Linked DNA regions of Homo sapiens: region 1 is linked to region 2. Evidence: chromatin contacts called from ENCODE Hi-C or POLR2A ChIA-PET data. All regions are on one chromosome and are shown on one strand. Each heading gives the region's core, a stretch centred on a gene start or an enhancer-like site at or near the end of the contact. The rest is flanking DNA. Distances are from core to core; before and after follow the strand shown. Region 1 overlaps TIAM2 (TIAM Rac1 associated GEF 2). Region 2 overlaps TIAM2 (TIAM Rac1 associated GEF 2).

Region 1 (6,398 bases), core at 178-2,677, 47 kb after region 2:
GGTGCCTGTCACCTTACTTTACAGGAGAAAAGACACTGCTTTCCAGATAACCCTTAAGTGTACAGAATACAAATAAGCAACAACTAGAGTGAGGCCAGTGGGAAAAACACTGGTTTATTTTCCTTTATGAAATTTTTGTGGGTATGGTGTAGGGTCTGGATAACATTGCTTAATGGCTTTTTTGATGTTGTTTTTTTTGAGATGGAGTCTCACTTTGTTGCCTAGGCTGGAGTGCAGTGGCGCGATCTTGGCTCACTGCACCCTCCACCTCAGGAGTTCAGGTGATTCTCCTCCCTCAGCCTCCTGAGTAGCTGGGATTAGAGGCGCCCACCACCACGCCCGGCGAATTTTTGTATTTTTAGTAGAGACGGGTTTCACCATGTTGGCCAGGCTGGTCTCGAACTCGTGACCTCAGGTGATCTGCCCGCCTCAGCCTCCCAAAGTGCTGGGATTACGGGCGTGAGCCACCGCACCTGGCCACGCTTCATGGCTTTTAATGAATTGTTTGAAACTCACTTTTTAGGCCACCTATAACAATATTTCTCATGGGTATGCATGAAATGTGTCTTTAAAGTCAGACATTCCTGCATTTTGAGTCAGTGTTAGTCTTTGGGGCGCAGCCTGCATTCCATCCTCGGAAGCTCCCAGCACTCCAGGGCTCTGTCAGGGCTGTGAGGCGGAATCCCACGCTGACAGCTGGGTGCCTGACCCACTGATGTGTTGGGGTTTTCATTAAAGAATGGCATTAGGAGGACTATAGAAATAGATGATCTATAAATGTTAAAAGAGAAATGAAGAATTTAATTCACCCCACTGTGCTCTTCTGAGGTCTTTTATCCATCTGCTTGTAGCTAAAACTGACAAAGCCTTCAAGGCTTTTCTGGACGCCCGGAACCCCACCAAGCAGCATTCCTCCACGCTGGAGTCCTACCTCATCAAGCCGGTTCAGAGAGTGCTCAAGTACCCGCTGCTGCTCAAGGAGCTGGTGTCCCTGACGGACCAGGAGAGCGAGGAGCACTACCACCTGACGGGTGAGGCGGCGGCGGCACCTCCGGGCGAGGGCCTGCACAGGGCGGCGAGGGGCTGCCAGCCGTGCCCTGGGCCTGACAGCTCACCTCTTCCCCGCCTAGTGGCACGTCCTAAGTCACTTTTCAGTTCTGCGATGGTTAATCTTAGGTTTCACGTGAATATGTGAAACTAGCTAGGCGTCTGGGCACTCCTTTAGAGCTTACAAAATACTTGGGTAGAAATGATCTCATCCGGGTAGCGCCATACTCCTCCTATGCAGGGATGATTCTGTCTTCACTCTCAAAATAAGTAAATTACCTCAGGTCACGTGGCTGTGAAACAGTGCCGCTGGAACTGAAAATCAGGCCTATTTTCCTACCACTTGGTTAAGTTTTGTGGGGTTCGCTGCCCGAGCTGCTGGTCAGATTTGTTGGGTGAGGCTCCACCTTGTGGAGATCTCTGAGCAGAGCTCGGCTTCAAAACCAAACTCCCAATGATGGGTTATGCTTTCAAGTCGCTACTGGTGTGTTACTGTTTGAACCTCTGAAATTACTGGCCTGAGACACAATTTATCAAAAACACAAAGCCTTGCAGTTTGATAGTAAATAGAGGATCCTTAAAGAGGGGCTTTATTTGGGTTGGAGATAGTGATTTGTTCATATGTTGAAACTAGGAGGTCCAATTAAACCATAGGTGATAAAATTTATGGGGAGAGAGAGGCTTATTAACACTTTAGTATTACTGAATAATAAATACTGAGAAGAGCGTAAATTAAACTGGCTTTTTTTCCATGACAAGCATACTTTGGTATCAAAATCAACAAGAGGAAAGCATTTTTGTATGACAGTTAACTTCTATAAGTAAATAATACAAATTATGTTCAGCATTCATACTATGTAAAAACTTCATTTTGTATTAAGATGATCTTTAGAAGGGTTTGATTTAAAAAACTTCCTTCCAAACTTCCCTCCAGTTAGAATTAAAATGCTGAATTGGGAGAAAAAAAAGTATAAAGAATACTGAATTTAGAAGTGACCTAAAATTTTGCTTTTTGGCTTTTATAAAATAATGTATCTCTCATATTCCCTCGCGGAAAGTTATGAACATATACCATATATAAATGCAAACAATTGTTCTGTCAGTCAGTCATGTACTGGGGTGTTTTTAAGTTCCATTTAAACCTAGATCCGGGTTCCCAGAAGGGCAAGCCAAACTCGAGAGCTGGTGCCCTAAGCCCAGTCAGGCTTGGGTTTGAAGCCTGGCTCCATTCTTGTGTTTTCCTCTCTGGAACTCTGGCAGAATATCCTGCACTCACTTTTCTCATCTGTAAAATGGGATGGTTTAGTCTTTGAGTTATTGCGGGCACTAAATGAGATGATTCACAGAAATCACCTGTCGTGATCCTTGCTAAGTAGAAAGTGCTCCAGAAATGTCAGTTGTTGTTATTAGTGATACTTTTCACTGATACTCTGTCTCATTTCAAAAAGAATTTGAAGTAGGAGATAATTTTGCTGTTCTTCATTCTAAGGGCTGGGCTACAGTGGGCTGTTGTGACTTATTCTGAATGTAATGCTCCTGCTAGTGGGTACTGGTCTGGAATCCTGAGTTGAATCTTGACTCCATTCATTATTACTGTTGGATAGAATCTAAAACAAATAACAGTTATGAAATAAATATGATTTCATATCTTGCAGAAGCACTAAAGGCAATGGAGAAAGTAGCGAGCCACATCAATGAGATGCAGAAGATCTATGAGGATTATGGGACCGTGTTTGACCAGCTAGTAGCTGAGCAGAGCGGAACAGAGAAGGAGGTCCGTGAGACATCTGCACCCTGGGAGCCTAGTGCATGTGGTGTGGGGTCTGTAGGTGACCTTCTAGATAGGCTGCCCTGTTAGGACTTTCCTGGAGGAGAAAATGCCTAAGATTTTTCTTGATAACAATGTGTCTAATGAACTACACAATTTACATATAGACATATCATAAAATTCATTACACTGGTTTAAAATATAACCTTATGTCACGTTCACATTGTCTGGAACATCCATGGAGGGTGAGAGCTGGCAGAGGGTGGGGTGGAGAAAGGACATGGGAACTGGCATGTGGAGTCTGGGGCTTTTCCTTTTTGATTTTGCCTTTTTTTTTTTTTTTTTTTAACATCAAATATTGGTGGTTACCTGCTTACTTATAAAACTAGTCCAAGCAGGATTTGACATTTTCTGTATTTTTCCTTTTTATCTGATTGCTTAATTTAGAATCTTGTGCTTCTCAAGCCAGCATGCAGGAAGTAGCATAGTTTAGGGAGAAAATGGCAGGAACAGGAAAGGACTGGAGATCAGTCCTTCACTCTGGCCAGTTTCAATGCTGGTGCTCTTTTATCAGCAGCCCGAATGGAGCTCAGAGGTGATGGATGTACTAGATCCCAGGGGAAAGCTTACAAAAGGCACTCTGGAAGAACCACGGACACTGGTAGAGTTCATCTTATGGAAACTGAGTTGGTCACAAGGCATGTCTCACCTACATGTGCGTGCACTGGAGCAAAATGCCTTCACCTTTATGTTATTCATCAGACACTTGGGTGCTTAACTCATATTTTCAAAAGCTCCACCGTTTAAGGCCCCATGTTTACAGGTATCATAAAAATTAAACCAGCTGTGCTTGCATTTTAGCAATGACTGTGTGTACATCACTATCTAACAAGAGATCATCTAGCCTGGGATTTCCGTATCTTCCTTACCTCCTGTTTTTACAATCTAGGTAACAGAACTTTCGATGGGAGAGCTTCTGATGCACTCTACGGTTTCCTGGTTGAATCCATTTCTGTCTCTAGGAAAAGCTAGAAAGGACCTTGAGCTCACAGTATTTGGTTAGTATTCCATTCAGAAGAATGCAGACTGAACAGAGGCTGGGATTACGGAAGAACTTCACTAGCCGCACCAGTCCAGCTCACTCCTGAGCTCCAGGAGTCAGAATTGCTATAATGGTTGGGGACTTAACAGGGCCAGCCCCCAACTATTTGAAACTCCGGCATCGCTCTGCATCCTCATTATCTTGTTCTCCCTTCTGCTGCTTGGCTCAGGCCAAGTGTTACAGGAACAGATCCCTGCGGCTATTTTGAAACCTGCTATCTTTTTCTTTTTCTTTTTCTGAGACGAGGTTTTGCTCTTGTTGCCCAGGCTGGAGTGCAATGGTGTGATCTCTGCTCACTGCAACCTCCACCTCCCAGGTTCAAGCTATTCCCCTGCCTAAGCCTCCTGAGTAGCTGGGATTACAGGTGCTCGCCACCACGCCCGGCTGATTTTTGTATTTTTAGTAGAGATGGGGTTTCACCATGCTGGCCAGACTGGTCTCGAACTCCTGACCTCAGGTGATCCACCTGCCTCAGCCTCCTGGAGTGCTGGGATTACAGGCATTAGCCACCGTGCCTGGCCAGAAACCTGCTATCTTAATAGTCTGCTGTATTTCAAATGTTTTAATTCTGAGAGTTGGGAGAACAAGTGACAGTATATTGTCACTGAGATGAACACAGTGTCCTCAGCTTTCAATAAAACAAAGAGTTTAAAAAAGCCAAGATCAACTTCTAATAGTAGCTTTTAAATAAGCAGGTGCTTCTGCATAGTTCAAATATGAGCGAAAGGGAAGTACCATTTATTCACTCATGTTGGCAGAGTGAGGTCTTAGAGACTCATACGTTTGGAGAGTGTTACTCTGTTAAGACGTTCAGCTCTAGTTTAACCTTGGAAGAGTTTGCATAAAATAAAGACTTTCTTTCTCTTTTCCTTTCTTTAGTTTTTAAGAGAGCCGTCATACTGGTTTATAAAGAAAACTGCAAACTGAAAAAGAAATTGGTAAGGCAAAAATTCATTTTAATTTAAGCTACCTTTTCATAGCTGTATCTTCCTATTAACGTTGAACTGAAAAGCCCACTGAGCACCAAGGCTGGGCTGACTGATACTGCTTACTCTGAGGGTAACTAACCCCATCACATACTGAGAGCGTTTCTGAGTCTCCCCATGAAAGATGTCTGTTTTAAAAGAAGATATACAGCTGGGCACGGTGGCTCATGCCTGTAATCTCAGCACTTTGGGAGGCTGAGGCTTGAGCCCAGGAATTTGAGACCAGCCTGGCCAACATGGTGAAACCCTGCCTCTACCAAAAATACAAGTAACTGGGTGTGGTAGCACGTGCCTGTAGTCCCAGCTACTCGGGAGGCTGAGGCAGGAGGATCAATTGAGCCCAGGAGGTGGAAGCTGCAGTGAGCCTTGATCATGCCACTGCATTCCAGCCTGTGCGACAGAGTGAGACCCTGTCAATAAATACATAAATAAGTAAATAAAGTAGATAAATACTCATATGGGGGCCTACATAGAACATCGACTTTTATATCCCTGAAAATGGCCCATGTTTGTTCCATAAACATAGTCTGTGAAACTTTGGTTTATTTTCAAATGCCTTTTACCTTCACTCAGAAAAAAGCAAAGCCTAGCTGTGGATACCATATGCCATTGGTTTACCATTCAGAGGCAGCGTCAGGGCGTGGAAGCTTTGGCTGCTGTTCTTGCTTTGAGACCTGTAACTGCTTCTGAACCACAACTCTGCCTCCGCACCTTCCCTAGCATGTGAGGTCTTTGAGAACTGGGTGCGTAGCTGATTGACTTCTGTGCCCTGAACACCCACATGGCTGCTCGGAGACTCGCCCACAGGGAGAACATAAACTTCTATTCACTGTGCACACATCCTCCCTCAGTGACAGCTTCCCTAACACTTTTCTTGGTGGGCCTTCATGTTACAGCCCTCGAATTCCCGGCCTGCACACAACTCTACTGACTTGGACCCATTTAAATTCCGCTGGTTGATCCCCATCTCCGCGCTTCAAGTCAGACTGGGGAATCCAGCAGGTAACTGTTTCGTGCAGTATGATGCCAGAAAAAGCATTTTAGTAGACTTAACTGTGGAATGTAAATTAAGAAAGGACCTTGGGGATAATTTTTGGTGCCTTTTATTTTATAGACAAGGAAAATGAGGACAAGAGAGGTTGTTTTGATGTTCCTTAGCAGACTTCTGGGAGAAACTAAATGCTGGTGGATAGCTTTTTCTTTGCCAAATGCCTTTCATTGTTTCCTTATTTTCCCTATCAATAGTTTTCAACATTTTCCTTTCTGCCTTGATACCCTAAAATGTGTTAGAAGAACAAAGATCCACAAATTTATGTTTTTACAAATTTAGAATATAGCAGAAAATTCCTTAAGGTTAGGTAGTACTGTAGGTGATATAAAAAGAAAAAAATCTTTGACTCTGGAAAATGTTCAGAGATCCTTCCAGAGTAACCTTGTTTTGGTGACAGGTATCTGGTGACAGAAGAGGCCAGCAGGCTGAGTCATGCAGTGACCT
Region 2 (6,056 bases), core at 377-2,876:
GAGGGTTGGGACTGATGATCAGAAAGGTCTTGTGATCATCTGGGGCTTTCTCAGTTCAGGGAAAGGTCAGTTATTTACAGTCATAGCTTCGCTATCTATTCTTGTTCCTTTTTTGATGGTTCATACAGATTTTCATTAACCTTGCAATCATGTGGCCATATATTTCCTGTGATTTGTTTCTTTGGAACCCTCTTATGGTGGAGTTTTGCTGTTAATTCTAATTTCTCTCCTGTAATATCTACCCTGACTTCCTTATCTTCTTTTTAAAAAATTGAATAGAATTAACATACTATACAATTTACCTTTTACAGTGTACCATTCAGTGGTTTTTAGTATATTCACAAAATTGTGCAACCATCACTACCGTCTAATTCCACAATATTTTTATTCCCTCAAAAAAGAAACCTGACACCCATCAGAAGTCACTCTTCAAGGCCAGGGTCAGTCCCTCACGCCTGTAATCCCAGCACTTTGGGAGGCTGAGGTGGGCGGATCACAAGGTCAAGAGATCGAGACCATCCTGGCCAATGTGGTGAAACCCTGTCTCTACTAAAAATATAAAAATTAGCTGGGCATGGTGGCGCACACCTGTTGTCTCAGCTACTTGGGAGGCTGAGGCAGGAGAATCACTTGAACCCAGGAGGCAGAGGTTGCATTGAGCCAAGATCGTGCCACTGCACACCAGCCTGGTGACAGAGCGAGACTCTGTCTCAAAAATAAAATAAAATAAATAAACAATAAATAAATAAAAATAAAAAAAGAAGTCACTCCTTATCCTCCACGCTCCAACCCCCGCTCCTGGCAACTATGAATCTACTTTCTGTTTCTATGGATTTGCCTATTCTGGGCATTTCATATAAAAATGAAAATACAATGTGTAACCTGTCATGTCTGGCTCCTTTCACTTAGCATAATGTTTTCAAGGTTCATCCATGTTGTAGTATGAATCAATTCTTCATTCCTTTTTATGGCTGAATAATATTCAATTTCGCCTTCTTTTAATCCAAGAGAACCGTAGCACTTACTGAAAAGTGTCCTCAAATTTTCTTTTTTCCGTAGAAACTTTCTCTAATAGAATCTCATGTGTACTTTTGTCTAGGTTTCTTCTCAAAGTCTTTAAATAGAACTCCAGCTAAGTAGTTCCTAAGGGCTTTGAACTTAAATTCAACTTTATTAAAATTCTTGGAGTGTTTGAAGTACGGTATTGTCTGTTACATGCCTGAAGGTAAGTAAGTGTGGCATTGGGGTGTCCTCCCAGTACTAGTGGGTGTCCGTTTCCTTGCAGTGCCAAGACCTTGGCTGAAGATCTCTCTCGTCATTGACTGTGTATTTTTCACTGGGGCTCATAAAACCCCATGGGAGGCTCTGCACCTTCTTTCTTTGGGTTAAGCACGCTGCCTCAGTCACTGCCATAGCCTGCCTGGCGAAGGAAGATATGGGTACATCTAAACGCTCTTTTTCGTTGTTCTAAGAAGGAGTATTGCAGTCAGTGTGGAGGTGGCTGGCAGCACCTTTCTACTGTGAGAACATCTGCCATGTTCCTTTATGTATTTTTTCCCACTCTAAGGACATTTATCACAAGACAATTGAAACAGATCCTGGCAGCCTGCTATTAAGAAACATTTACTACCAGCATTTACTTTACTGCTCTCTGTTTATTGCCGGTGTTAGCTTGCATTGTCAAAAACATCACCAATTGGAATGTGACCTCAGGTTAAATGGACTTGGAAGATTTATGAATCTTTCTAGCACAGTATTTGTGCTATAATAGAATTTATTTCTTTGCAAGCTTAACAATAACATTCAGACTGCTGCTTTGAATTTCCCTGACATGAGTCATAACAATAAAAAAAAATGCAAAGTCCCAGATATGGTCAGAAGAGAAGACTGATTTTTATCTATATTAAGAGTAGGTAATAATAAATGGTGATCTCTTTGTTAATGGTGCAGTTTGGGACTTGACTCACCTTTGAATGTGGTCAACTCAAGAGTTACTTTTTTTTTCCCTCTCAGTTATTTCTATTATTTCATTTAAATGCTTTGTTTTCATTCTCTTTCACTGACTGATGATCAGAAATATTTGCCTGGATGGCACAGTACAGCTAATGTCATTAGTGAAAGGTGGCACAAACCACTGCATTTTAAAGTAAAAGTATGAGTAAAATTTTGGACAATCTGTGTTACTTAAAAATATGCATTGCTATACAAAGTTTACAAATTTAAATTTATTTAGAAGAAATTGTTTTAAAAGCAAGGTCTCACTCTGTCGCCTAGGCTGGAGTGCAATGGCACAATCACAAGCCACTGCAGCCTCTACCTCCTGGGCTCAAGTGATCCTCCTGCCTCAGCCTCCTGAGTGGCTGGGACTACAGGTGTGCACCACCATACCTGGATAACTTTTTTTTTTTTTTTTTTTAATAGAGATGGAGTCTTTCCATGTTGCCCAGGCTGGTCTTGTGAACTCCTGACCGCAAGCAATCCTCCTGCCTTGGCCTCCCAAAGTTCTCGGATTATAGGCATGAATCACCTCACTGGCCACAAAGTTAAATTTAAAAGGAGAGATTCTGGCTGGGTGCCATAGCTCACGCCTGTAATCCCAGCACTTTGGGAGGCTGAGGTGGGTGGATCACTCGAGGTTAGGAGTTTGAGACCATCCTGGCCAACATGGCAAAACCCCATCTCTACTAAAAATACAAAAAAAAAAAAAAAAAAAATTAGCCGGATGTGGTGGCATGCACCCATAGTTCCAGCTACTCAGGAGGCTGAGGCACGAGAATTACACCTGGGAGGCGGAGGTCGCAGTGAGCTGAGTTCACGCCACTGCACTCCAGCCTGGGTGACAGAGCAAAACTCTGTCTCAAAAAAAAAAAAAAAAAAAAAAGAGAAAGATTTGCAAAGATTTTCTTTGCAAATGTTCAATGTGCTGTTTGTACTGTGAGAACTGGCTGTGAGCATTAATGCAGAGTTTTGTAATAGTGGGTGAAGCTTGAAGAATTGAAAAAAAGTCTTAATTTTCTATTTACATAATGCTATTATGCCTAGGCTGGCAGCTTTGATTTACCCAAATTTTAATCTTTTCTTAAAATTACATTTGTACTTTTTTTAAAAAACAAAAGATACATAAAATGAAGGAATTGAATAGGGTGATTTCTGAGTTTCTTTTCTGATCTAAAATTCTTTGATTCTCTACGAGTTTTTCATTTATGGAATTGCATAGCATAAATTCTGAGAAACTGAATAGGGAAACTGAGTAAATCAAATAGATTAATAGCATAATTCAAATAAAGTACGTTATTTTTTCTGGATGTCAGTAGATAGTAGAATGTAAGTATTAAATGTCAGAGACGTGTAACTCTAATGCCAAAGTGGATTATGTAGTTGAAAACTTAATTAAACCATTTATTATTCACTTGTAACTACTTTGACATTATTTTTTAGATTTTTTTCAGTCTTAGAAAATTATTCTTCTGTAGTTTTCACATCAGAAGGGGTTTCTAAGGATTAATGATTTAATCAACTAAAAACATTTTTTGAGCCTGAGATGAGAGTCCCACTGAAATACACTTCATTGTTATTTGGCTGCTATATTTTTAATTGCTTTAGTGAGTATATTTTATCTTTCTTTGGGAAGTGAGGGAAACTAATACTCAGAGGGTGCAAAATGCTATGGGTTGGATGCATTTTGCATCCTCTGATGCCACTTGATTCTCTTAGAGGTAAAGTTGAGGTCCTGGCCACGGGGAGGGGCAGAGGCAATTCTCAGAGGTGGTGGCGCTGACCACCAGGTGACATTTTGGAAGTTTGTGTTTCTGTTTTTGGTCATCATAATGATTCCAGGGATGGTGACGTTTGGTAGTTGGGACATGGTTGCTGGACATCCGGCAGTGATCACGTTAATCCCATACATTGCACATTGTTCGACTGGACCTTAATGGAGGTTAAAAAACATGCATATAATTATCTGAGCTAGGAATTACCTCGATTTTACAAAGAAATGCAAATTATTTTTTCCCCACAGCTATAGGTACTTGGAATTTTCTGGGAAGATGGCAACCCAATAAATAAAGGAAGTACATCCTTTGTTTTGCTCAGAACTTTGCCAAGAGTTTTGTCATTTTGGAAAATCATGTCCCTGATGGTCATACCACCAAGACACACTGGCATTGGTCTCTGGTGAAGCTTGGGACAAGGCCTGTAGAGCCAGTGGCTGACAGCTTCCTCACGGCTTCTGGAGAGGTTCTGGTGCCATTTACATATGGAGTATAATTCAAACAAAGTATTCAAACCATAGTTTTTAATTATAAATTACTTTCCGTTTATTTTTCTTTTTGTCTTATTTTTAGGGTAGTATATTGCTTTTGGAGAAACTATGAAGGTAGATTATATTAAGAATGATTTTTATTTCAGGATAGTAAAAGTATATATTATCAAAAAGGACCCTTTGGATATGAGAGTATTAAAAATCAATGTACTATAATATATGCTTTGAAGCATGAAAAACATATTTTAAAAACAATTTTCATTCTCATGCCCGATACTTTTAGTCTATTTCAAATGAATCCTCAGTCCGCATATTGAAGCACGGCTTTTTCCGATGCGGTGACTGCTGTCTTAGTTCATTCGTGCTCCTGTAAAGAATAGCACACACTGGGTAATTTTAAAACAAATTTACAGGCTCAGAGTCCTAGAGGCTGGGAAGTCCAGTGTCAAGGTGCCATTAGGTTTGGTGATTCTGATTCCAGGATGGCACCTTGAACGCTGCGTCCTCATTGTGGCTGAAGGTGGAAGGGTAAACAGTGGAAGAGAACAGAGCCACTCCTGAGAGCCCTTTTTATCATAGCATTAATATTCATGAGTCATGGGTAGAGCCCTCATGACCTAAACACCTCCCAGTAAGTCTACCTCCCAACACCATTGCATTGAGAATTAAGTTTCCAACATGTGAATTCTGGGGGATACATTCAAACTATAGCAACTACCATTATTAATTTCTAAAAAAAAAAAAAAAAAAAAAAAAAAAAAAAAAAAAAAGTCATCTTGTACCTTTGTACCTAAGAAGAGAAAACAAATGTTCTCCTGTCACTTTGCATTTCTTGTTTTTGGCTATGGATTAATATCATGTTGAAATTTTAAATTTAATTTCTCTTTAATTGCTGTTCCGGAGAACTGGGGAGGCACTCTCAGACTTTGGGGTGGAGTGGTTCTTAGATCACTTTTTCTAGGAACCAGTTGTCTGTCCTCAGGAGGCCCCATCCTGGCTGCTGGAAAGGCAGGGGAACTCTTCCCTACCTGTCCTTACAATCAGGAGCTGCCTGGTGTCTCCAGGGTCTGCTGGCGGCCACCTGGTGGGTGTCCAGGGACTACAAAGAACTTTCTTGCCTAGTCTCTTGCTGCCTGGTTGAGTAGGGAGGAGGCTGCCAGCAAGACTGGGATTATGGGATGGCATCAGCCAGATGAACCATACGTAGCTGCCTGAGGAGAGTCAGGCTTCCTTAGGATTAAGCTGCAGGTGGGATGCTGGCAGGGACACCACCACGCACGCCAGGCCTTCTCCCAAGCTTTCCATTGCTGCCCGTTTCCAAGAATTCCCCCTTGAGCCTATCACAGTGAGCACCTAGATCTATTGGTGCTTTCTGGGCAACAGGAAAAAGAAATGGCAAAACCCACACGTTTGCATATTAACTGTGCTAGGTTGGATTTGGAAATGATGTAACTGTACATTTTGAATTCAGATTACGAGCTGTGTGGGTGAGACAACCTTAACTTCAATATTTCCTGATATTTCTGTTTTTAAGTTGGTACCCAGGATGTCCCTTTAACAAATGTTTTGCCCTTTCGTTGTAAAGGATCTGGGGTTGCCAGTGACTTGGCTGACAGTGGTGCTAATGGGCCAGGTACTGACGCACAGTTCAGGAGGAAGCTGAATGACCAGGTGTCTCAAACCTAAAGCCAGATGTGTTCCCCAGTTGTCTGTAAGGAGCTATAGGCTGTGCGGAAGTGTAGGGAGGCAGGCATTTTCCGTGGTAGCCTGCCTGGACTGTCATCCTTGTCCACAG

The links. A loop is a pair of places that touch in the nucleus more often than their neighbours do. ChIA-PET counts read pairs that join two places held with the same protein, here RNA polymerase II (POLR2A). Pooled maps may share reads with other maps.
Region 1: a loop to region 2 is called in a map of endothelial cell of umbilical vein, with 4 times the contacts of the local background. The contact joins two enhancer-like sites. A Hi-C loop is called at or near these places in 4 of 168 maps with a recorded cell type or tissue (Right ventricle myocardium superior, astrocyte of the cerebellum, endothelial cell of umbilical vein and 1 more) and 4 of 50 pooled maps. POLR2A ChIA-PET finds 5 or more read pairs at or near these places in 7 of 52 experiments (AG04449, AG04450, B cell and 4 more).

What each region holds. Positions count from the first base shown.
Region 1 is chr6:155,247,149-155,253,546 of GRCh38, forward strand. TIAM2 (TIAM Rac1 associated GEF 2) reads left to right here. Exons shown (of 27, transcript NM_012454.4): 20 at 852-1,031; 21 at 2,703-2,821; 22 at 3,765-3,873; 23 at 4,797-4,855; 24 at 5,800-5,905. It also overlaps a transcript of TFB1M not described here. Among named protein-coding and RNA genes, the nearest start is that of CLDN20, 14 kb to the right of the region's middle. RefSeq lists an enhancer at 187-882. Within about 2 kb of position 1,428, at least 10 of the 41 ENCODE cell types and tissues checked have a DNase peak (open chromatin) inside an H3K27ac peak, as active enhancers do.
Region 2 is chr6:155,200,190-155,206,245 of GRCh38, forward strand. All of the region lies in intron 14 of TIAM2 (TIAM Rac1 associated GEF 2), which reads left to right. Among named protein-coding and RNA genes, the nearest start is that of CLDN20, 61 kb to the right of the region's middle. Within about 2 kb of position 1,627, at least 6 of the 41 ENCODE cell types and tissues checked have a DNase peak (open chromatin) inside an H3K27ac peak, as active enhancers do.